Regions from separate parts of the Mus musculus genome. Here region 1 is linked to region 2. Evidence: chromatin loops called from intact Hi-C (ENCODE). Cell type or tissue: heart. All regions are shown on one strand. Links, peaks and the distances in the headings refer to the core of each region. The heading gives the core; the rest is flanking DNA.

Region 1 (11,826 bases), core at 2,118-10,117, 260 kb before region 2:
TCTATTTGACTTTCAGAGTATCTGTATTCTTTGATGGACTAACCTCAAAACAGGACACCTACTACCAGGACAGCCACCTTGAGCTTCTCCATGCTTATCTCAATGGCTTTGTTGGTTGGTAGTAGAGGTTGTCAGCCACCACACAGAACAGCATTACTTCTTTGGCTGCTACACAGAGCAGCATAAGTCTTGGGCCCCCAGACCCAAGAGATCTAAGATTTTCTTGCAGAGGAACCTGGTGGACTGGCCTATTTTGGCAAGGCAGAATGGGGTAATCTACCCAACAGTGCCCACCGTTTGGAGAGTGTCGTGGTGTGGATAAGAATGACCTCCCACCCCCATAGGCTTAGTATTTGAATGTTTAGTCACCAGGCAGTGCACTATTTGAAAGGATCAGAAGGATTAGAAGGTGAGGCTTTGTTGAAAGAAGTGTGTCATTGGAGGTGAGATTTGAGGTTTCTTTCTTTCTTTCTTTCAAGATTTATTTATTGTTACATGTAAGTACACTGTAGCTGTCTTCAGACACACCAGAAGAGGGCATCATAACCCATTATGGATGGTTGTGACCCACCATGTGGTTGCTGGGATTTGAACTCAGGACCTTCAGAAGAGCAGTCGGTGCTCTTAAATGCTGAGCCATCTCTCCAGCCCCAGATTTGAGGTTTCTAAAGGCCATGCCAAGCCTAATCTATGTATCTATCTATTTATCTATATATCTGCATGTATGTATGTATGTATGTATGTATGTATGTATCTGCCTATCTCTCTACCTATCTCTGTCTGTCTCTTTTTCTGCCTGCAGATTAAGATGTAACTCTCAGCTACTGTGCCAGCACCATGAGTGCTGCCATGCTCCCTGCCATATGATGGGACTAAGCCTCTGAAACTGTAAGCAAGCCTCCAACTGAATGCTATCTTTCATGAGAATTGTCTTGCTCATGGTGACTCTTCACAGCAATAGAACAATGACTGAGATAGGCAGGGCTAGCAGTGAGTGAGGCATGGGGAAGTTCTTTGCCCAGTGGTCAGCATTACCACATTTGAAAGCAAGGCTAAATGGAATTGTCTTTGTAGACAGCCACAGGTCTGTCAGAAGCTGGTATTTTGCCATTAGGGAAAGCCCTTTTCGTTAAACTCCTTAAATGTCAAATTCAGCAGATATCTGAGAGGTTTGAAGGCCATTATCTAACCTATTAAGTAAACCTGATTTTAAACAGGTTTTTAGTTACTTGCTTCATGCTTGTACTGGCTGGTTTTATGTGTCAACTTGACACAGGCTGGGGTTATCACAGAGAAAGGAGCTTCAGTTGGGGAAGTGCCTCCATGAGATCCAGCTGTGGGGTATTTTCTCAATTAGTGATCAAGGGGGAAAGGCCCCTTGTGGGTGGGACCATCCCTGGGCTGGCAGTCTTGGGTTCTATAAGAGAGCAGGCTGAGCAAGCCAGGGGAAGCAAGCCAGTAAAGAACATCCCTCCATGGCCTCTGCATCAGCTCCTGCTTCCTGCCCTGCTTGAGTTCTAGTCCTGACTTCTTTCAGTGATGAATAGCAATGTGGAAATGTAAGCTGAATAAACCCTTTCCTCCCCAACTTGCTTCTTGGTCATGATGTTTGTGCAGGAATAGAAACCCTGACTAAGAAAATGCTTAACCTTGACAAGAAATACAGAAAGCTAAAACTTGTTCCTGTAAATGAATTACATTTGTACCTAGCATGACTACAAACATAGTTCTAGCTCATTAAAGAATTTGATCATATATAAGTGACTAACCATTAATTTCATGTCTTAGTTGTCTTTAACAGTTTTTGATTTTTTATAAGATTATAATTTTATACTTTTTTCTCTGTTTGAGCCTTAAAATTTGAATTGAAGATTTAATTAAAGATTCTTTAGCATAAAAATAAAACTTTAAATCATTAATACAATCCATAGAGAGACTGGGAGCCTCATTTTTCTGATCCTTTCATGGTGTGCCTTTGCAGACTATTACATTTCTTGTATGACTCAGTTTAGCTAAATAGCAAAAGTTTAACAAAGTTGGCAAAGATAAAGAGTCTAGATATACATCTTCAACTCAGTTTTTCTAGCCTGAATGGACCTTAGGAATTCATAAACCTTACTCATTAAACATATATTTTTGGGTTGGAGAGATGGCGCAGCAGTTAAGAGCACTGACTGCTCTTCCAGAGGTTCTGAGTTCAATTCTCAGCAACCACATGGTGGTGGCTCACAACCATCTGTAATGCCTGATGTAATGTAATGCTCTGTAATGCTCTGATGCCCTCTTCTGGTGTGTCTGAAGACAGCAACAGTGTATTCACATACATAAAATTAATACATAAATCTTTAAGAAAAAGAAAAGAAAGAGGAAACATATATTGTACTGATCTAGAAAAAAATTTTTTTTTAGAAACCTGGTGTTGAACACAGTTAAGCAAGTTAAGCAAAGACATAAGTCGTTAGGCATAAATCTCTAAGTCAGCTTTTGTTAGCCTGAGTAGACCATTATAACTAGGAATTTATAAACTGTAATCATCAAACGTATGCCCTTTTCAGTCCTATTTTCCATAAATATTGTTAATGGCTTTGTCTTCATCTTTTATTTCACACTCTCAGGAGAAAAATCATACAACGCCCCTCCTAATCAATATCTAGGATGTCTGCGGCAGCCTCCTTAACCTAAAAAAGGGAGATACGGTGATCAACAGAGGGCTCAGTAGTCCCAGTTTTATGGATGCCACAATAGTCAGTTTATATAACCATGATGGTGGTGAAGTCACATGGTATACCCTCTCTTTAAACTTTGTAAAAATGTCTGTTAGCCACAGGGCTGCTGCTATTTACCCCAAGGTGAGACCACTGGGCACACACCCTTTAAAGGAAATCCACTTTCCTATACAAGAGTTGAAGTCAAAATCCAGCATCTTCAGACCCATGCTAAGGCATCCCTCCCCGCTGAGGTATCAGCCATAGTATAGTATGGTGTATATATAGTACAGAATAGAGTTTATTTAGGGCATGAGAAGGGGAGTTGAGGGAGTAGAGTCAGAGAAAGGTAGAGCAGGGCATGGTGTGTGTGTGTGGGGGGGGGGAGAACGAGAGAACAGAGGCCAGTTAGGAACACATGGAGAGAGAGGGAGGAATGGGGAAAGAAGGGACAGAGAAGGTAAGAGGATAAGAAAGTAAGAGTGTAAGGAGGGAGCAAGCATTTATAGTGAGTCAGGCAGACCTGACTGTTGCCAGAACTGTGGAGCAGAGCCTAGAACGAATGCTAAGAAAATTAGTGTGCCACATTACTGACCCACTTTGCAGAGAGCTTTTAAACAAGCATGCTTACAGCTAGAAAGGGAAGGCCAAATCCCAGCTCAGCATCAGACTTTGTTTTGTTTTGTTTGAGACAGGATTTTTTTGTATAGTCTTGACTGTTCTGGAACTTGGTCTGTAGACCAGGCTGGCCTTGAACTCACAGAGATCTGCCTGCCTCTGCCTCCAAAGTGTGCTGGGATTAAAGGAGTGTGCTACTACTACCTGGCCAGAGCCAGCCTTTCTATTATAAAAGAGTAGAGCAGCATATGACAATAGTTAATATTACCCATACCCAACAGTCATTTGAGTCTATAAAACTGGATGCAGTCATCGGAGGGACTCAGAAATGAGATTTTCAAGAGGAGAACAGAGAAAGCTTGGAGACAAGGGGATTTTTGGATCATTTTCTTGTGCAGTGGCTGAAGTTGTCATAATCTGAGAGTTTGGAAATTGGGTGTGCCATTTTCTGGCCATGGAGACATCTAGTTTGTGCTGAGGCCAAGCTGTTAGCAGTAAGATAGTGTGCCTTAATGGAATCTCTGAGTCTGAGGAGGGAAAGAGATTGGAGAGGGCAAGTGAGGAGTCCCAAGTCTAATTCTGAATGGGACGCGCCCATGGTTAGAGACAAATCAAACCCCAGGAACAAGTGATAGAGGAGGCAGGAAGGGAGATGCGGGGAATTTCCAGGAGAACAAGGAGGAGATGGGAGAGACTTAGAAGAGGGGCCTTGTGTACTGTGAGCGAAGTAGGATTCCAATAGTGTAGGGATGGAGACGCAGGAAAGGTAAGTGTCATAGTGATGGGGTCTCAACCTGAGGGTGTCCCCAAAGGGAAAGAGACTTGTCAGAGTGATGCCTGGATCAGTGGAGGGGCACACAAGAGGGCATAGGGAAGCTGCTTTGGAGGCTTTTAAGCAGTGAGAGGGTCAGGACACAGAGACAGGTTCCAGTGGCCAATGAGAGAGAGACTGAACAGATAGCTGTGAGATAGCACTTACCAGAGTAAGTGAAGAGAGACCTGAAGAAGAGAGAAGTAAGCCGAGGAGAGACAGATGGTTAAAGATGAAACTGCTCAAGAAGCAGACTCTAAAACTTAGAATCAAATATGCTGGGTGGCAGATGCCAGAAGGAGCAGGTTACTGGTGCCCAGAAGGGTCAAAAAGCTACAGTTCCATTTCATTAGAAGGGGCCAGGCCTTTGGGGAATCCAGTGTTCCTCTCGGATTTCAGGCACCAAATATAAAGGATGGCATAGAGAAACTTTAAGGGTCTGAAAATCGCTGAAATAAGACCCCAGACTCAGATACTATGCAAAACCAAAGAGGGTTTATTTTGCAGAAACCAGCATGTGGGGGTCAACCATTTTTTGAAATGGCGACCCCAGATATAGGCACGAAGGTCTTCTTATAGGGAACTGGGGGAATTCTGTAGAAGGATTATGTAATCTAAAATTTCATTGGTGGATGCTGGGGGGGGGGGTGTCACAGGTGATCAGTGGTCTACATTCCTATGTTATGAGCATTCAACCATGTGATGAAATACAGCTGTCCGGCGCAGACGGCCCATCCTGAGATAAGATATTTCCCCATTTTGTGGTTATCCTCAGGCTGTTCTTTGGGAGAGGGTTTTATGATCTTGTTCTGGATTTTATGGCCTATTCCTGAAGCTAGTGCCTTACGGTCTTTTTTGAAAGCAGGTCTGGTTCTCAAAATGGAGACAAATGGGGTCCTTAAATGGGGACAAATGGGGTTTGCATTGTCCTTTCAAAGCTACCTAACAGACTGCTCTGTGGGTAGAAAGGTTTACTGGGGATGAAACTACCCAGACTAACTCTGGGGCAGAGACAGCAAAACGGTGGAAAAGCAAGCATAACTCATAGGTCAGTCATCAGGACCAGGGGTGGGGGTGGGGGTGGGGGTGGGAGCGGGTCTGAGCTGATGCAGGCTGCCAGGGTTGACTGGGAGTTAGGTGCTCTTGCCTGAAGGTAGTTGATTTTTGGGGAAGGCTAAGTGATGCTTCTTTGAGGGTTAAGGGTGGTTTTGGTAGACAGGAGCCTGCTTTAGGAGACGTGTTTTTCTGGTAATAATTCCATGTGGTAATAAGCTTTTAGGCTTATTTACCCAACAACAATTCTGTTTACCCAGTCAAAGTCATTTTGCTTAGGGCAATGTCACCAGCGTGGTTTCTGTTGCTGGTTTTTTTTTTTTTTTTTTTTTTGGAAGGGGGGAGGAAGGTTCTTTGGATCCAATTAGACCTCTTTTCTGCTCCAGACTATTTTTTTTTTTGTCTTGATGATGACAGTGTTAGAGGGCATTTATTAAAAAAATAAAAAAAATTCAAGCCGGGCGTGGTGGTGCATGCTTTTAATCCCAGTATTTGGGAGGCAGAGGCAGGCAGATTTCTGAGTTCAAGGCCAGCCTGGTCTACAGAGTGAGTTCCAGGACAGCTTGGGCTATACAGAGAAACCCTGTCTCCAAAAAAAAAAAAAAAAAAAATTATGTTTCTTTTCTCTGCCTGCCCCTACTCCCAAAATAACTCTTTTTGAGTCTAATATTTGTCAATAAATGCCTAGGCTACAAGCTTTGCCTTGTCCCTGGCTAGCCCGTAACTTATTTAACTCATACAAATTATTCTATGTCTTCCACATGGTTAGTTACCTCTCCTCCAGTCCCAGCCTGCTTCTCCCTTTTTGTCTCCCTTAGTGTCTCCTGGAGCATCTCTCTGGAATCTCCCTTTATTCTTTCTCCCACTATTTCCTGTCAGCGTCCCACCTCCTATTTCCTGCCTCAGCTCATTGGCCACTGGCTTTTTTATCGACAGGTAATGCTTAGAAGAGATTCTTCTCTATACATTTTAAAATATAACTTTGAAAAATGAGCCATAAATTCAGCCCATGCTTGGGAGAGGGGAATTGGGATCTTCCTCTTTTTTAAAAAACAATTAAATTGTTTTCAATTATGTGTATGTGTGTTTCTGCATAAAGGTTTGTGTGCATGAATGCACGTGCCTGGGGAGACCAGATGCGTCGGATCTCTCAGAGCTGTGAGCCACCTTGGCTCTGGAAGAGCAGCAAGTATTCTTAACCACTGAGCCATCTCTCCAGCCACAGTATCCTCTTCTGGAAATGAGGAGTATAAACAAGTTTTAAGCTTTTTTAAAAAGAACCTTCTTTTGTTTAGATAGTTCCTGTAAGCAGTCTACCCTCTTGGACTCAAAGGCATTAGAATTTATTATTTAAAATTTTTTTCAATTATTTTGTTTTTTTGTTTTATGTGTATGGGTATTTTGCCTGCATGTATGTATGTATGTCTGTGCACCACATGTATCCCTCATGCCCAAGGAAGGCAGAAAATGATTTTGGGTCCTCTGGAACTGGAGTTACAGAGAGTTGTAAACTGCCGTGTGGGTGCTGAGAATTGACCCTGGGTCCTCTGGAAGAACAGCCAGTGCTTTTAACCACTGAGGCAGCTCCTTAGCCCATTATTTATTTATTCATATCCACCTATTTTTACTTTATATGTTTTGTTTGCATGCATGTATCAAGTGTATTGCAGTGCTCCTGGAGACCAGAAGAGGGCATTGGATCACCTGGGACTGAACTCGATATGTGTGCTGGCAATGGAACCCAGGTCTTCTGCAAGAACAGCAAGCATTTTCCAGCTCTCCAGCCCCAGGCATTAGAGTTCATATTCCTCGGTGCTTTTTCTAACCCCAGAAATGACCCTCTGACACCACCATCTCGGAAGGACCTTCCGCCTCAGAAAGGGCATCCGGTTGCTAAACTACTCTGTTCTCCATGAATGATCTGGGCAGGACCTGATACCCCCAGCTGTTGTTTTGATCAGCCCTGGCCTTGAGTGTCATGGAATACAGTCACCATTGGCCCAGCTCTCCTTCTCGATGCTGGGACAGCTGGCCAGCGTTTTTCAAAGGGGAGCCAGGCTGCGATGGAGGTAGCAGGAGAGAAGGCAGGGAGGTGAGGGCTTAGTCCTCAGTGTGCTCTGACTCCCCCAGACTCTCAGCTACTCTTCCTCCAAGCTCTCCAGCTTTGTCATCGTCCAAAGATCAGCTCAGAGGTGCCAACAGCCCCTCCTCTACATGGCCTTCCTGGTGGCTTTTTGGTTCCTAGTGGGAGGATGGAGAGTAATACATGTCTTGTGGGATGCTGCCCCAGGCTTCCTTTCCTACTGGTCTTTAGCATAACCTGTGGTGAATAGAGAAATTCAGTCATTTCTAAAGCCCTGTATATAGGCTTAGATTTTTTTCAAAACTTACTTTAATTGGGGTTCTTAAACTCTTCAATCTCCCTTCTAGCCCACTGACCCTCAGAGGTAGGGGGGAAAGAAGGTTAATAAGGGAAGGGTGTGGTGGATCTGTTTAGAAGTAGTTCCTTGGGGTGATTCCAGGCTTCAGTGTTAGGATACCAAGTGGTTCAGTTCAATAGCAGACATCAAACACCGTGATCCAGCAGAAATAGCAAAGACCAGAGAAGCCTTGCACAGCGTTGCAGTGCAAGATTGTCCTCTCACTGGTTAAGGGGTCCCATTTATATTCTTTCTAAACATCACCTGCTCTCTTAAGTGTCTGTTTTCACATGCCCCCTCTCTTAAGTGTCTGTTTTCACATGCCCCCTCACAAGACAGCTTCTGGAAAAATATCACGTGACACAGCTGAGTTGTTAAAGAAGCCAGGCATTTCCACGTCATCTGTCACCCAACCCAGCCCAATGGAAATCCCAATGGCACCCTTCACTCTGCAGGGCTCCTGGTCCCTTCTCTCTGTGTTCTGATATCAGAGCCTTGACCATATTATGACCTGCAGCTATAGATTTTCTTATGGATGGGGCTCTAGAGGTCTTGAGGATTCCATCTTGTGGGACACCCATTATAGACCACTGGCAAAGTGGCTTGAAGGGGCTTTTGGGTGACCTAAGAGCCAAGCTGAAGCAACCTAAGGCACATTCTGAGTACTAGTCTGAGTACTTCTGAGGCACGTTCTGAGTACTAATCTAAGTACTTATTCTTTCCCTCTGTTTTTGGTTGTTTTTAAAATTAATCTATTTTAATTTTATGTACATTGGTGATTTGACTGCATGTATGTCTGTGTGAGGGTGTCGGATCCCTGGAACAGAAGTTAAGACAGTCCTGTACTGCCATGCAGGTGCTGAAAATTGATCTGGGTCCCCTGAAAGAGCAGCCAGTACTCCTAACCACTGAGCCATCTCCCCAGCTTCCTGTTTGGTTTGTTTGAGACAAGGTTGTACTGTGCCGTCCTGGCTGATGAGCTGTAGAGAAATGCCGACAGGTGGGTTGGTTACATCACTGTCTATCAGGCCTGAACAGAAGGCGGGCCAGTGAGGAACAATGTACAGTGAATGATATGGTACCACCTGCCTTCAGGGTAGGTCTTCCCACCTCAGCTTACCCAATTTGCCGCTTCACAGACATGCCCAAAAGTTTGGTGACCCTACATCCTGTCAAGTTAACAGTATTAACCATAACACTAGGAAAACACAATCCCCTCCTTTAAAACAAGAACTACAAACTCAATGAGGCCTGTTGAGATGAAGCTTTCTGTAGGGAGAGACAGCCTAAGCAAGTATGTAAAGGTCCCGAGAGGAATGATGCCCCTATTTTAGGTCATCTTTCTGCATGGAGGTATGGGGCTTTGGTGAAGGGAAAGGAGATTTATGCTCCCTGATCAATCCAGGCTTTACTGAGGGTTGGGGACACAGCTAGCCAGTTTCCCTAGTGGGAGAATGGGGCTGACTGTGGTCCAGACCGTGCCCAGGCTGTATCCTCTCAGTGCTGTGACCACAGGCAACAGAAGGCCAAGGCCTTGAGGAAGATCCTGTGCTTCACAGGAGAGGCTTCCTGTGAGAAGCAGGCAGACTGCCCCAGGATGTCTTCAGTTTGTGCTGTCCTGGATCCCTGCACAACCTCCTTCCCTGGCCCAAATGCTTAAAGAGGTACACACAGCAGGAAACAACAACTGTGTGTGAAGGATTGAGAAGGAGTCTCTCAAACAATGAGAGCTGTGAGCACCCCATTGGGAAGGGGCATGCCCCTGGGAGGTGGGGGTGCAGATGGGGCAGAGCAGGGAAGAGGCAGGTCTACTGTACCACAGAGAATAGCTAACACGCAAATTCTTTTACACAGGCTGGAAGTACTGCACATCCGAACCAGCTCTCTTTAGAAGTCAGATATCTACTGTGTTCGAGCAGCAGAGGTAGGCTAGGGGAAAACGGCTTTTTGGTTTTTTTGTTTGTTTGTTTGGTTTGGTTTTTTTAAGACAGTGTAGCCCTGGCTGTCCTGGAACTCACTCTGTAGACCAGGCTGGCCTCGAACTCAGAAATCCACCTGCCTTTGCCTCACAAGTGCTAGGATCAAAGGCGTGCGCCACCACTGCCCAGCAGAAAATGGTTTCATACCACAGAGAATGAATGGTTAACCCTGTAATCTTGACTTCAGAAAGTCAAAATAGGAATGTTATCTCTAGTGTAGTAATTCTGCCTGATAGGGGTAATAATAAAATGATGTAGCTTTAACGTTAAGAACGAGAGTGTTAGTGAAAATGATTTCGTGCAGAAGACTGTGTAAAGACAAGCCATTACTCTGGGCAGAACCGTGGATCCCAGCAGACGCTCCATTGCTTTGTTTCATCGGCTGCTTTGTAAAGCACGTTTATAGACACCGTCCACTTCCGTCTCCAGCTGCTGGAGAAAGTCTGACTTTGCAGTTTATCACGAAATGCCAGATTTTCCCAGCATGTAATTTAATCTCTTGCTTGGAGGCCTCTGCATTACGTGGTTATTGCAAAATTATTCTTTAATAAAAATGCATGCTTTGCAGTCCCTATTTTTATTAATTTGGCATGTCATTTCATCCATCACCATAGACACCAGGAATTCCATTTGTCACAGTTATTGGCCCGCTAGCAGTAGGTGCTCATGTTGCGTCATCGTTCCCCGTTCCCCAACCCCAGGCTTTGTGGAGATAAGTGCCCTGATCTGTAGAGGACAGTGCTGGCATGGCAGCTGTTACTGGTCCTAGCTCGGCTGCAGTTTCAGGGTCAAAATCATCATAATGGTATTTTTTTTTTCTTACAGAAACATTTTCTGTCCTCCTGGAAAGAGGCAGCCTAGAATAGTCTATATCATCTGTACCTGTGGAAGTCAGAACGGTGAGAAAAAAGTCCTATGAGAAAAAAGCTGTCTCCCAGTGGGAGTCCTGTCCCCACTGTGACAACAGAACCCCCAGGAGAGCAAGCTGGAGGCTGGAGGAGCCACTGGCAATTTGAAGAGTTGCTCCTAATTGTTATCAATCAAAATAAACGGTGGGTTTGACAGTGCAACTTGGTGTTAGCATTCCTCCCTTTATGTACTTACACACCACACTATTGCACCAGCGAGGTGATTCTTTCATTATTCATTTTGGTGGAACTGGAGACCTAATATCTGGACTTCACAGGTGTTGGTGCCTGACCCAGAGGTATGATTCCCAGCTAGCCACATGAATTGGAGTGACTGCCTCTCCCATCTTTCCTGAAACAAGGTTCTACTCCTCTAGAGTATAGAGGACCTAAACTCTAGTCCCCAGCATCCTGGAAGGTCTGTGATGAGTGGGCACATGGTGGGAGGCAAAGCTAGGACCTTGGGGACGGGAAACCTAATGTGTTTATAAAAAGATAAAGAAGTATAAGAATATGTTCTATCTGGGTGTGGTGAGGTGTGGGGGTAGGGGGTGTCTCAGCAGGCCCATGCCGAGGCATCCCTTCCCCCTGAAAGACCAGCCACATGATCGTATAGTATAGAATAGAGTTTATTCCGGGTATGGGGAGGGGAGTTAAGAGGGTAGTAGAGGCAGAGAAAGACAGAGACAGACAGACAGACAGACAGACAGACAGACAGACAGAGATAGAGAGACAGAATGAGAGAGACTGAATAGAGAAGTAGAGGCCGGCCATGGCCACGAACTCGTGGAGAGAGGGGGAAGGGAAGAGCCCAAGAAGGCAAGAGGGAAGCAAGAGTAAGCAAGAGGCGAGAGAGAGAGAGAGAGAGAGAGAGAGAGAGAAAGAAGGAGGAGGAGGAGGAGGTAAGCAGCCCTTTTATAGTGGGTCAGGCCTACCTGGCTGTTGCCAGGTAACTGTGGGGTGGAGTTTAGACAGAATGCTAACAGAACCTAGGTCCTTATGCCTACCTCTCTACCCAGGAGCAGGCTCAAGCCACTTCTCCCTTCTCTCCACCCCTTCCGTTGGAATAGGGGCTCTGGACACAGAACGCTACTCCAAAGGTGATAGGCAGTAAGAAGGGGCTGAATTGTTGCCTTCATTGCCCCTCAAATGGCCCTGCTGCCCCCACATGGGAGCCTCAAAGCTGTCTTCCAAGCCCAAAATGAACCTCAGCAAACCCAGGCAAGACAACAAAACAGGAGACAAACCTTTATTAGAGAGATTAAATAAGATCTAAATAAGGGGAGACTGAGGCTGGTTGGATGCTTGTGCTTGGATATTAGTGTTCCCTGT
Region 2 (11,826 bases), core at 2,197-10,196:
GAGTTCAGGATTGCCAGTGTAGACAGGGCTGCAAGGGGGAAGCTTTAGATAGGCAAGCTGAACAGAATCTGTCCCCCGTGGAGCCTGATCCTTAGGGGGAGCACGCCTGCCTGGTGCCCCTTGGGAGCAGTGTGTCCAGTACAGTGTCCCACCACCCTCTCCATTTGGAATGAAGTCAAGTAAAGGGGGACACATGCGGCCTATCAGGCTCTCAGAATGCATATCTCACTCCAAATCTAGCTGTTCCCCAAAATCCTTGGAGAACTCCCTCAGAGCAAGGTTGTCATATAGAAGCTATGAGCTTAGGTCAAAAGGTGCAGCTTGGCCTATGTAGTGAGTCCCAGGCAAGCCAGGGCTACATAGTGAGGCCCCGTCTAATGAATAAGAAAGGCTCAGAGCTTCTCTTGCTCATAAGCCATCTTAGGGGCCACTCATGGTTGAAGACTATCCTTTATCTCAGGCAAGACTATGATGAGCAGAAAGGAAACGGCAGGTCACTAGAGCTAAGCAACTCTAGGCTTCAACTTGTAAAGCATATATACTGAAGCCCAAGACGGCTCCAAAGAGTCAGAGGCAGCAAGGTGACATCAGTCGTCCTCACAGCCTTGAGAAAAAATCTAAGATAGCTGGATGTAGTGACACACATCTCAGACTCCAGAACTTTGGGATCTGAAGACAGTTGTATTTGAGGAGAGCTGGAGCTACAAGCCAGACTCTGTCTCAACAAGGCGGGTGAGGGTGTTAGAGAGAAAGAGAATTTTTAAAAAGTGCTTCTCCAAGTTGACTGAAACTAATGACCACAGTGATTGTGTCGGCTGATTTTATGTCAACCTGACATGAGCTAAAGTCATTTTTTTGTAAGCAAGAACCTCAATTGGGAAGATGCCCCCACCAGATCGACGTCTGGGCAAAGCTATAGAGCATTCTCTTGGTCCATGAGGGATGTGGGAGGGCCCACATCACCGTGGGGGATGCCACCTTTGGACTGGTGGTCCAAGGAGCTATCATATAAGGAAGTAAGCTGAGCAAGCCAGTACACGTGTTGTTTCTCCGTGTCCTCTGCATCAGCTCTGGCCTCCAGGTTACTACCCTGTTTGAGTTCCTGCCCTGACTTCCCTGGGCAATGGAGTGTGACCTGAGAGTTATAAAGTAAAAATAAACTCTTTCCTCCCCAAGTGGCTTCTGGTCTTGGAGAGGAACCAACTAAGGCAGTGGTGCTAAGAGTCGATCAGACACAAAGTGAAGAAAGCCTGAGCTCACCAACGCAGATGATCGGGGTATCCTAAGAGCACGCCATAAAATCCCAGAAGCAAGCTGTGAGGATAAGTCACAAGAGGGCTGGAGCCACGCCTCAGCAGTTAAGAGCACTCGCTTCTCTAGCAGAGGAGCCACAGTTCAGTTCCTAGGGCCCACATGGCGCCCCACAACTACCTGTAACTCCAGGGGATCTGGTGCCCTCTTCTGGCCTCCTTGGGCACTGCAAACACATGGTACACACACATGCAGATATTCATACATACACATAAAGTAAATGTGAATAAATAAAAATGTTTCACCCTATACTCCTACAATAAAATAAAATGTATTTAATCCTATAAATTTTGCAGCACTGTGTTAGGAATTGGTTCTAATGCTTTGTCTTAATTTGATTCCCAAAAGCCGTGCTTCCAGACCAGAAGGTCCCCGCCCCCAGCTGGCTTCGATTGGTAATAAAGACTTGCCATAGAGCCAATGGCTGGGCAGGTAAGAGGCGGGACCGAGGAGAAGAGGAAGAGGAGAGAATTACCATGACTTGGAGGGCGAGGGATCAGATTTAAGAGCTGCAGGAGAAATTCATCCAGCAATGTAGGTGGAGGGGAAAGTGGCCCTATGGGAGGGGGGCTGCCCAGGTAGCAGGACAGCAAAGTTAAAATATAGATTTAGAAGGTATTAAGCCAGGAATACAGGGAAATATGCTAGCTGCAGGGAGGTTTAGAAGTGCCCAACCACTGAGCTAGTCAATGCATATCAAAATTAGCTGGCGTGTGTGTGTGTGTGTGTGTGTGTGTGTGTGTGTCTTTCTTTCGTGAATCCAGAGCTCTGCGGGAGCAACCCACCAGGAGCCAAAGCAGTTTAACCGATTCACCGCTACAACACTGTGCAAAGATGCCAGCAAACAACTTTATCCAGCAGCAGAGAAATAGACAAAGCAGCTGAGAGTTGAATGAGGAACTGAGTCATGAATGGACCTTGAAAGCTACTGTGTAAAGGGGGTCAAACATACACAGTCTGGGACAGTGCAATCTCCTTATATAAAACGCCCAGAAAAACCGGGAGTAGTGGCCCACGCCTTTAATCCCAGCACTCGGGAGGCAGAGGCAGGCGATTTCTGAGTTCGAGGCCAGCGTGGTCTACAAAGTGAGCTCCAGGACAGCCAGGGCTATACAGAGAAACCCTGTCTCGAAAAAACAAAAAATAAAAATAAAAATAAATAAATAAATAAATAAAAACGCCCAGAAAAGGCAAAGCCATTAGACAAAGCAGCCATCACCCCTCAGCTGCTTACAGTAAGCAGGGTGACGAAGCAGTGGGCGTGGCTGCTTATGGAGGTGGAGGTTCAGGGGACTGAACAAATAAATGTTTTGGAACAAGATAGATGTGATGGTCAGGCAACATCACAAATACTGGAAATTTGGAAATTCCACAGAATTCTGTGCTTTAAAATGGTTAACTTTATGTTCTGTGAATCTTATTCAACTTTTAAAAAGAAAGAAAGGATAAAGTAAGGCCATGAGTACTAGGGCCCTGTGAATTGTTCTGTACAGCCAGCCGTTGCCTGCGTCATGAACCTGAGCTCTTTTCCTAACGAAGAAAGTCGCAGCCACTGAAGAGAAGCAGGGCTCCCCCCCACACACACCCATCAGACTTCCGAGGTGTCAGAGCAGGAAATGGGGCTGAGCAGTAGCTCCTCATCGCTGCCCTCCCCGTGACCTCACTGAATGATTCCTCTGAGTTTGTGAAGTCAATTATTCACCTGCTGGCCAAGGCGCTGGTGTGGCAGAAACCGCCTCTGACTGCTGTCCCCTGACACTGCTGGCCTTCTATGGGCCAGCACAGTGCTTGGCGCCTCTCATGATAACTACACTGAATCCCACAAGCCCCTCCCCCTACAGTTTCCCCCCAAAAACTAAAGATTCCATACCACTGGGGTGAGCTGGAAGAGGAGGGAGGACCGGCAAACATTGTACAAAATTCTCAAGGGATTACTTTTTTTTAATTCTCTTATAATAAACATTGGCACAAACAGTACTATAATTGTAAGAAAAATTGTAAGACATTTTCTTTGACCTAAAAGTTATTTTTTCCATATATAAAAAAACAAATGAGCTATCACAGCCCCTAAAATACTCTTGACTCAGACATTGCACACCCTCCAGTTGATGGACATCTGTCTGGATAATAATCATCACTTCACAGAGAAAAAAACTGGAACTTAAAATACAGAGAGCTAAAATAATAAGAATATATCCATAGCTAATAGATTTTTTATTAAGAGTATATGTTTCCATAGAATATATCCTTAGGATGTGATGGCTTCCCTTCCCTCCTCTCCTCCCAGATCCTCTCCACCTTTCCATCCATCTAACGCCACATCTTCTTTCTCTCTAGCTTTAGAAAATGAATAGGCAAATAACAATTAAGAAGTAAAAACAGCATAGAACAACAAAAAAAAGATTGAAAAGCACATACATGGTATGCATGCACAAACACAAGTGCACACACACGCACACGCACACATGCAGAGAGAGAGAGAGAGTCAACCACTGGGTCCATTGTGACTTGGCCATCTAATGCTGGGCATAGACCTTACACTTAAGTGTGGTCTGTAGACCCAGTGACACTTGGTTGGAAAAATGAGCTTTTTCCTTTGTGAGCAGTTGCAGTTGGAGATAGCTTCTGGGTTAGGGATGAGGGCTGGTGACCTCCTCTCAGCAATGGGACTCCACATGGCTTAGGCCTGTGCAGGCCCTGTGCGTGCTGCCATGGTTGCTGGGAGCCCACGTGTGCATCAGCCCTGTTGTGTAGAGACACTGTGTTCTTTGTCCTCCATTCCCACTGTTCTTGCAATCTTTCTTCCTCCTCTTCTAAAAGGTTCCTGGGGTCCTAAAGATAGGGGGTTGATGGAGACATGCCATCTAGGTTGAGCCGTTCATCTCTCAGTCTCTGCCATTGTCCAGCTGTGGGTCTCTGAGTTCACTCCCACCTACTGCAGGAGGAAGCTTCTCTGATGTTGGCTGACCTGGAAGTATAGGAGAATATCACTAGGAGTTATATTGCTACATTTCTTTATGGATAATGGATTTTAAACAAGGATTCCAAGACAACTCAACAAACAATATTGGGACACACAAAAGCAGAAACTATACCCACCCCTACCTCATATCCTCTGCAAAAATTAACTAAAAGTAGACTGGTACACTACTTTAATGGTAGTGCACACCTTTAATCCCAGCTCTTGGGAGGCAGAGTGGATCTTTATGAGTTCAAGGCCATCCTGGTCTATAGAGTGAGTTCCAGAACAGCCAGAATTACATAGAGAAACTCTGTCTCAAAAAGTTTTTTAAGCCGGGCGTGGTGGCGCACGCCTTTAGTCCCAGCACTGGGGAGGCAGAGGCAGGCGGATTTCTGAGTTCGAGGCCAGCCTGGTCTACAGAGTGAGTTCCAGGACAGCCAGGGCTATACAGAGAAACCTTGTCTCGAAAAACCAAAAAAAAAAAAAGTTTTTTAATTAAAATAAAAATAAAAATAACTAAAAGTAGATCAAAGATTTAAATGTAAGAATTTAAAATAGCCCAAGTGTGGTAGTGCACATTTTTAATCCCAGGACTAGGGAAAAAAAAAAAAAGGAAGATATACATTTGAGACCAGTCTGTTCTACACAGAGAGTTCCAAGCCAGCCACAGTACACAATGAGACCCTGTCTCAGAAAGAACTAAAAGTATAGCTTTTATAAGCAAGCATAGATGTAAGCCTCCATAAGCAAATGGTTTCTTAGATAGAGCATCCAATACCCAAGCAAATATGATGGCTGGAATGTGAAATGTTCTCCATAGCATTTGAATACTTGGCTCCCAATTCATGCTGCTGTTTGGGAGTCTGGGGATCGTGGCCTTATACTGGAGGAAGTATGTCACTGAAGGTGGACTTGGAGAGTTTAAAACTTGTACCATTTCAAATTTACGCTCTTTCCAACTTGTAGTCAGGAGCCCTGCTCCTGTGGCCACGCCTGCCACTTGCTGCCTGTCTCCCTGCTTCTTACCTCTCTGGAACCACAGACCAAGCAAACCACAGGCCAAGCAAACCACAGGCCAAGCAAACCACAGGCCAAGCAAACCACAGACCAAGCAAACCACAGACCAAGCAAACCACAGACCAAGCAAACCACAGGCCAAGCAAACCACAGGCCAAGCAAACCACAGGCCAAGCAAACCACAGACCAAGCAAACCACAGACCAAGCAAACCACAGACCAAGCAAACCACAGACCAAGCAAACCACAGGCCAAGCAAACCACAGGCCAAGCAAACCACAGGCCAAGCAAACCACAGACCAAGCAAACAGATCAAGCAAACCACAGGCCAAGCAAGCCCTTTCCTCTCTAAGTCACCTTGGCCAAGCCACTTTTATCACAGCAATAGAAACGTAACTAAGACACAACCAAAGAAAAATATAGGTCAATTAGACTCTAAAAAGAGAAATAATTTTAGAAACTTTCATGGGATGGGGTACAGTGCTTACCTGGAATGTACAAAACCCTGGGCTTAATCTCCAGTACTATAAAAATAAAATAATAATAATAAATAATAATAATAATTTAGTTAATTAAACAAATAAATAATAAAGTTTCCCACTTTGAAGGATGCGATCATCGACAGTGAAGAGTTGAGTGTTTACCATATATAGCCTCTCTGCTTTGATGCTCCTGGAGCCTCTCTAAGACCTCAGTCTTAGAGACCATGCAGACTTAGCTGAGTTCTCCTGGGTCTCCTCGTAGCTCTTTGAGAAGATATATCTTTTTTATTGTTGTTGTTTTGTTTTGTTTTTTGAGACAGGGTTTCCCTGTGTAGCCCTGGCTGTCCTGGAACCCACTCTGTAGGCCAGGCTGGCCTCGAACTCAGAAATCCACCTGCCTCTGCCTCCCAAGTGCTGGGATTAAAGGTGTGCACCACCACTGCCCGGCTGAGAAGATGTATTTTGAGGATAGCACCATAAGTCACCAAAAGGAGCAAGCAGGGTTCTCAGTGGAGGCCTAATAATAAAGTGACTTCAACCCTGACCCTGTATGGTGGCACATGATTTTAAACCCAGCACTCTGGGGACTGAAGCAGGGGTATCTCTGACTTAGAGGCCAACCTGGTCTACATAGTGAACTCCAGGACAGCCAGGGATATGTAGAGAGACCTGTTTTTAAAAAATAAAAAAATAAATTAAATAAAATAAAAAGCGAATTCAGCCATCCCCCCCCCCTCCCCCAGTCACCACCCGGCTCTTTTTCCCTAATGATAACTTTCCTGGCAGCCAGAAATACTCCTGGGCATTTTGAACAAGGTGTTTAGAATGTTAATGGATGAAAATGGGGTACAGTCACATTTATTTCCCATAAATTAACCTTGATGAACTTTATTGCCCTGTTTACCTTGACTACCACCTGTTGTTTGGCACCGGCTCAGCCCAGGGGGTGGAACTGTTCCCCTGGCAGGAGGATGTTAGCCAGAGGTGGTTAGAGGATGAGAAAGCCCAGCAGGTCGACGCTGTCACCCCTCCTTGGAACCCTTCCTACCTCTTTCTCAATTTCACCTGTGTCAGCCGAGGGCTGCGGAATCCAGGGAGTGTATCACAGCAGCGCTCTGACAAGGTCGCCTAAAGTAAAGCCCAGAAGAGATCGTTTTTTTTTCTTTAACGGGCCTTCTTTTTCCTGACCGCTACTGCCCCCTGGTGCTCAGACCTTTACACTCCACCAGCCCTGACGCGAACATGACAGAATTTTAAAACAAGCCACAGACGTCATTTTTAATTCTCTAAATCATATTTTCTTTGTGGTGCTGCAAGTCGAATCAGTACCTGCGTGTGCTAGGGTCTTCAGTATCTCGTCCGGAAGAAGCTCTCATCCGTAGGCATACGTTCTGGTCACACAACCTTGTTTTTACTTTTTTGAGATTCACCACTCTCTGTAATTGTCTGGGTTTACTAGAACGGAAACCACATGATAGATAGGGTTTCCCTCGTACAGTTGCTCTCTGGTTTTTCTTTTTCCTTTTTTTTTTTTTTTTTAATATTTATTTTATGTGAGTACCTATTCGCTATCTTTAGACACACCAGAAGAGGGCGTAGGATCCCATTACAAATGGTTGTGAGCCACCATGTGGTTTTGAGCCACCATGTGGTTACTGGGAATTGAACTCAGGACCTCTGGAAGAGCAGGCAGTGCTCTTAACCGCTGAGTCATCTCTCCAGCCCACTGGTTTTTCTTTTTCTTTTGTTGTTTGGTTTGGAGGTTTTGGATTTTTGATTTTTCAAGACAGGGTTTCTCTGTGTGGCCCCTGAACTGCCCTGAAACTGGCTCTGTAGACCAGGCTGACCTCATCTTCTGCTTCTGCCTCCAGAGTGCTGGGATTAAATGTATGTACCGGCAGTCTTCTAGCAACTAGAACTTTCTCTCCAAGGCTCATAGTAATATGCAAATGAGTTGTCACCTTCTGGGTCAGCCTACCCCAGCTGCTCTACAGTTGTTCTCTATTGTCTCAGCAACAGCTCACTTTGCTGCCCTCACAGCACAGACCACAGACTTGGCTCTGGCTGGTCCCACTCTTCTCCTGCAACCTTATTACTTCTTTTAGATTCTACACTCCATACAGGGGCATCGACTATGCACCACAGAGCCTGGCGTGCTGAGTATATACTTGTTGAATGAATATCCAACTGTTCCCAGTATTTCCTAGCCCTGCCCAAGGAAGTGATGTGCCCCTGTCCTCTCTCCTGTGATTTCCAAGAGCTGTATCCTGTACCTCACTAGACCACAGAGATAGCCTGTGCATCACATAAGCTGGGGGCCTGGCTTTAAGAAGAAGCAAGGCTAGTGTACAAAAAGGAAATGTCCGGGGCCTAGCAAACACAGAAGTGGATGATCACAGTCAGCTATTGGATGGATCGCACGGCCCCCAATGCAGGAGCTAGAGATATTACCCAAGGAGCTAAAGGGAACTGCAACCCTATAGGTGGAACAACAATATGAACTAACCAGTACCCCGGAGCTCTTGTCTCTAGCTGCATATGCATCAAAAGATGGCCTAGTCGGCCATCACTGCAAAGAGAGGCCCATTGGACTTGCCAACTTTAGATGCCCCAGTACAGGGGAACGCCAGGGCCAAAAAGGGGGAGTGGGTGGGTAGGGGATTGGGGGGGTGGATATGGGGGACCTTTGGGATAGCATTGAAAATGTAAACGAGGAAAATACCTAATAAAAAAAATTAAAAAAAAAAAGGAAATGTCCCAGCATAAACCTGAAACTTGCCCATTCCCTCCATCTTTCCAAGAGCTCATCAGAACCCTCTTCCCAACACGGGTACCAAAAGCCAACCAGCAGAAGGTCCTGGTCCCTAGGATACATCTCATCTACCCACTCCTGGTACCCACACCAGCTCCTCTGGACTGCTCACACACAGCTAAGCACAGCAGCCCCCCGGATCACTGGCTCAAAAAGCAGGATTCTCAACTAAGCAAGGAGCATATGGGCTCAGAGAGATTGACGTGGCAAGCATGGGCCCTGTGGGGCCACTGCACCAGGTCCTCTGGGTATACCTTGTGGCTGTTAGCTTGGTGGTTTTGTGGGACTCCTAACTGTGGTAGCAGGAGTGTCTCTGACTCTTTTGCCTGCTCTTAGTACTCTTTTCCTCCTACTGGGCTGCCTTGTCCAGACTCATTGTGAGGGCTTCTGCCTTGTCTTACTATAGTCTGCCTTGTCTTACTGTAGTCTGTCTTGTCTAACTGTAGTCTGCCTTGTCTTACTATAGTTTGTAGTTTGCCTTGTCTTACTGTAGTCTGCCTTCTTACTGTAGTCTGCCTTGTCTAACTGTAGTTTGTAGTTTGCCTTGTCTTACTGTAGTCTGCCTTGTCTTGCTGTAGTCTGTCCTGTCTTACTGTAGTCTGCCCTGTCGTACTGTAGTCTGCCCTGTCTTACTGTAGTCTGCCTTGTCTTACTGTAGTCTGCCTTGTCTTGTCTTACTGTAGTCTGCCTTGTCTTGTCTTACTGTAGTCTGCCTTGTCTTACTGTAGTCTGTCCTGTCTTACTGTAGTCTGCCCTGTCTTACTGTAGTCTGCCTTGTCTTGTCTTACTGTAGTCTGCCTTGTCTTGTCTTACTGCAGTCTGCCTTGTCTTACTGTCTTTGCCTTGTCCTGTTTGCCTGTTGTCTCTTGGAGGCCTTTGTTGATGGGAGACAGAGGGGGAGTGGATCCCAGGGAGAGGGAAGCTGTGTGTGTGGGGGGGGGGGGGGGTGGAGCTGGGAGGAATGGAAGGAGGGGGAACTCTGGTTGGAATGTATTGTATGAGAGAAGAATCAGTGTTCAACTAAAAAAAAAAAAGCAAGATTCTGTTCCCTGTTTCTAAACTGTAGCTGGACAAAATTCCACAATATCCTTAGGTGCTTCCCTTAGGAATTTTCCTTCCACATTAAGAGTCAGTCCTTGGGGAATATGGAACAGAGCACATGCCCACCCACCCCCCCACTACCACAAAAGCCAGAAAGAAGCTATGATGTGCACAAGGGCACATACCCTAGGCTCCTAGGAGGGAACTGTGTATGGTTTCAATGCAGGCCATCTCTCCACTTCAGTGGGCTTATGGCCTCCTCAATTCTAAGTTTGTGAAAGTAAATACCACACAGTAAATACCACAACAGAGCATTCGTGGTAATGTTGGGGTCCAAATCAGTTAAGGGGTTGCACAGAGAAATGCAGTGAGGCAGAACCAGTGCAAGGAACAAAGCTAAGAGGTCTGTCATCAGTGCCTGGAGGAATGGCTCCTCCATTCAGAGCACTGGCTGCACCCTCAGAGGGCTGAGATTCAGTCACTAGTACACCCACGGCAGCAACTGTCTCTAACTCCAGTTCCAGAGGACCCTCTTCCGGCTTCCATGGGTATTGCATTGCATGGACATGGTGCACACACATACATGAGGACAAAACAGCCACACACATAAAATAAAAATAAAATCAGGCTGGTGAGAAAGCTCAGTGGGTAAGAGCACTGACTGCTCTTCCGAAGGTTCTGAGTTCAAATCCCAGCAACCACATGGTGGCTCACAACCATGCCCTCTTTTGGTGTGTCTGAAGACAGCTACAGATAAGTGTACGTATGTATAATAATAAGTAAACCTTTGGGCCGGAGCAAATGGAGTTGACTGGAGCAAGCAGAGGTCCTAAATTCAATTCCCAACAACCACATGAAGGCTCAAAACCATCTGTACAGCTACAGTGTACTCATATACGACATAAAATAAATAAATACATCTTTAAAAAATAAAAATAAAAAATAAAAATCTCAAAAATAATTTGTTTTAATGTTGTCTTCACCATAGACTCAGGCTCTCCTGCGTCCCTGGAAGGGCCAGGATCCGAACCCATGCTGTACTCAACACAGGATGAAAAGGGAGGAGGCATCACTAGTCCAAATCAGATCAGATCAGATTCCCTCCTGCAGAGTCAAAGGCTGAGCTTGGAAACACCACCCAGCCCAGACAGGGACATGGCATCTCAGCTGCCCCCAAGTGCCACCTTGAGATCGTATTGGCCTCACCATCCACCATTCCCTAAGGGCCTAGAAGATTCTGATCCGGAAAAGCCAAGGTCTCCATTTCATATTTTCTTCCTGTGAACACCTTTGGACCCTCCTCTCCCTCAGTTGCAAGGTCAGCACATGCAAGAAGCTACATTTAAGAAATGCCTTTTTAAGCTGGGCGTGGTGGCACACGCCTTCAATCCCAGCACTCGGGAGGCAGAGGCAGGCGGATTTCTGAGTTTGAGGCCAGCCTGGTCTACAAAGTGAGTGCCAGGACAGCCAGGGCTACACAGAGAAACCCTGTCTCGAAAAAGCAAAAAAAGAAGAAGAAAAAAAAAAAAGAAATGCCTTTTTAATTTACATTTTTATTTATTTTGTATGTATGTCTTATGTGCAGGTGTGTGTGTGTGTGTGTGTGTGTGTGTGTGGCCAAGGCACACTTGTGGGAGTCAGTGGGAGTCAGGGGACAGCTTATGAGAGTCAGTCCTCTCCTTTTGCCAGGTGGCTCTGGGGAGTCAAACTTAGCTCACCAGGCTAGGTAACAGGCGTCTTTCTTCACCTGCTGGGCCATCTCACTAGCCTACTAGCCTATCACGAGGGGGGGGGGGCTTGATGGACAGCTGTGGTGGTTTGAATAAGAATGGCCCTCAAAAGGTCACATATTTAAATGCTTTGTTGTCACCCGGGAGTAGAGGATTAGGAGGTGTGATCTGAAGTTCATGACCAGGGGTGGACTTGGGGATTCAAAAACCCAAGCCAGGTCCAGTGTCTCTCTGTCTCTGTCTCTCTTTCTGTCTCTCTGTCTGTCTGTCTGTCTCTCTCTTTCTCTCTCTCTCTGGTTACTGATCAGGTCAGGATGTAGCTCTCAGCTACTGCTCCAGAGATGGCCTGCAGCAGGCCACCATGATCCCTGCCATGATGATAATGAATGATAATGAACAATGAACTAAACCTCTGAAACTGTAAGCAAGCTCCCAACTGAATGCTTTCTTTTTTTAAGAATTGCCTTGGTCA

The links. A loop is a pair of places that touch in the nucleus more often than their neighbours do. Peaks named below come from ENCODE experiments on the same cell type or tissue, not always from the same donor. Only the 100,000 strongest peaks of a DNase experiment are listed, where the experiment ranks them.
Region 1: it touches region 2 in a loop (2.6-fold over the local background); 3 of 42 quality-filtered maps call a loop at or near these places.

What each region holds. Positions count from the first base shown.
Region 1 is chr5:33,292,439-33,304,264 of GRCm38, reverse strand. Gm20465 (a long non-coding RNA gene) reads left to right here. Exons shown (of 3, transcript XR_001785039.1): 2 at 6,006-6,123; 3 at 6,287-6,487. It overlaps LOC115486406 (a long non-coding RNA gene), which reads left to right and starts at 6,792. Exons shown (of 4, transcript XR_001785037.1): 1 at 6,792-7,279; 2 at 8,464-8,607; 3 at 9,462-9,531; 4 at 10,412-10,653. In heart, for the core only: CTCF peaks have their summits at 2,278 (motif pointing left) and 6,873 (motif pointing right); no DNase peak of the experiment used is centred there.
Region 2 is chr5:33,034,739-33,046,564 of GRCm38, reverse strand. It overlaps Gm29892 (a long non-coding RNA gene), which reads right to left. Exons shown (of 4, transcript XR_868337.1): 3 at 7,101-7,226; 4 at 6,540-6,899. Gm40278 (a long non-coding RNA gene) reads right to left here and starts at 6,122. Exons shown (of 3, transcript XR_868338.2): 1 at 5,934-6,122; 2 at 5,778-5,813; 3 at 3,235-4,279. In heart, for the core only: a CTCF peak has its summit at 6,976 (motif pointing left); no DNase peak of the experiment used is centred there; H3K4me3 peaks cover 632 bases.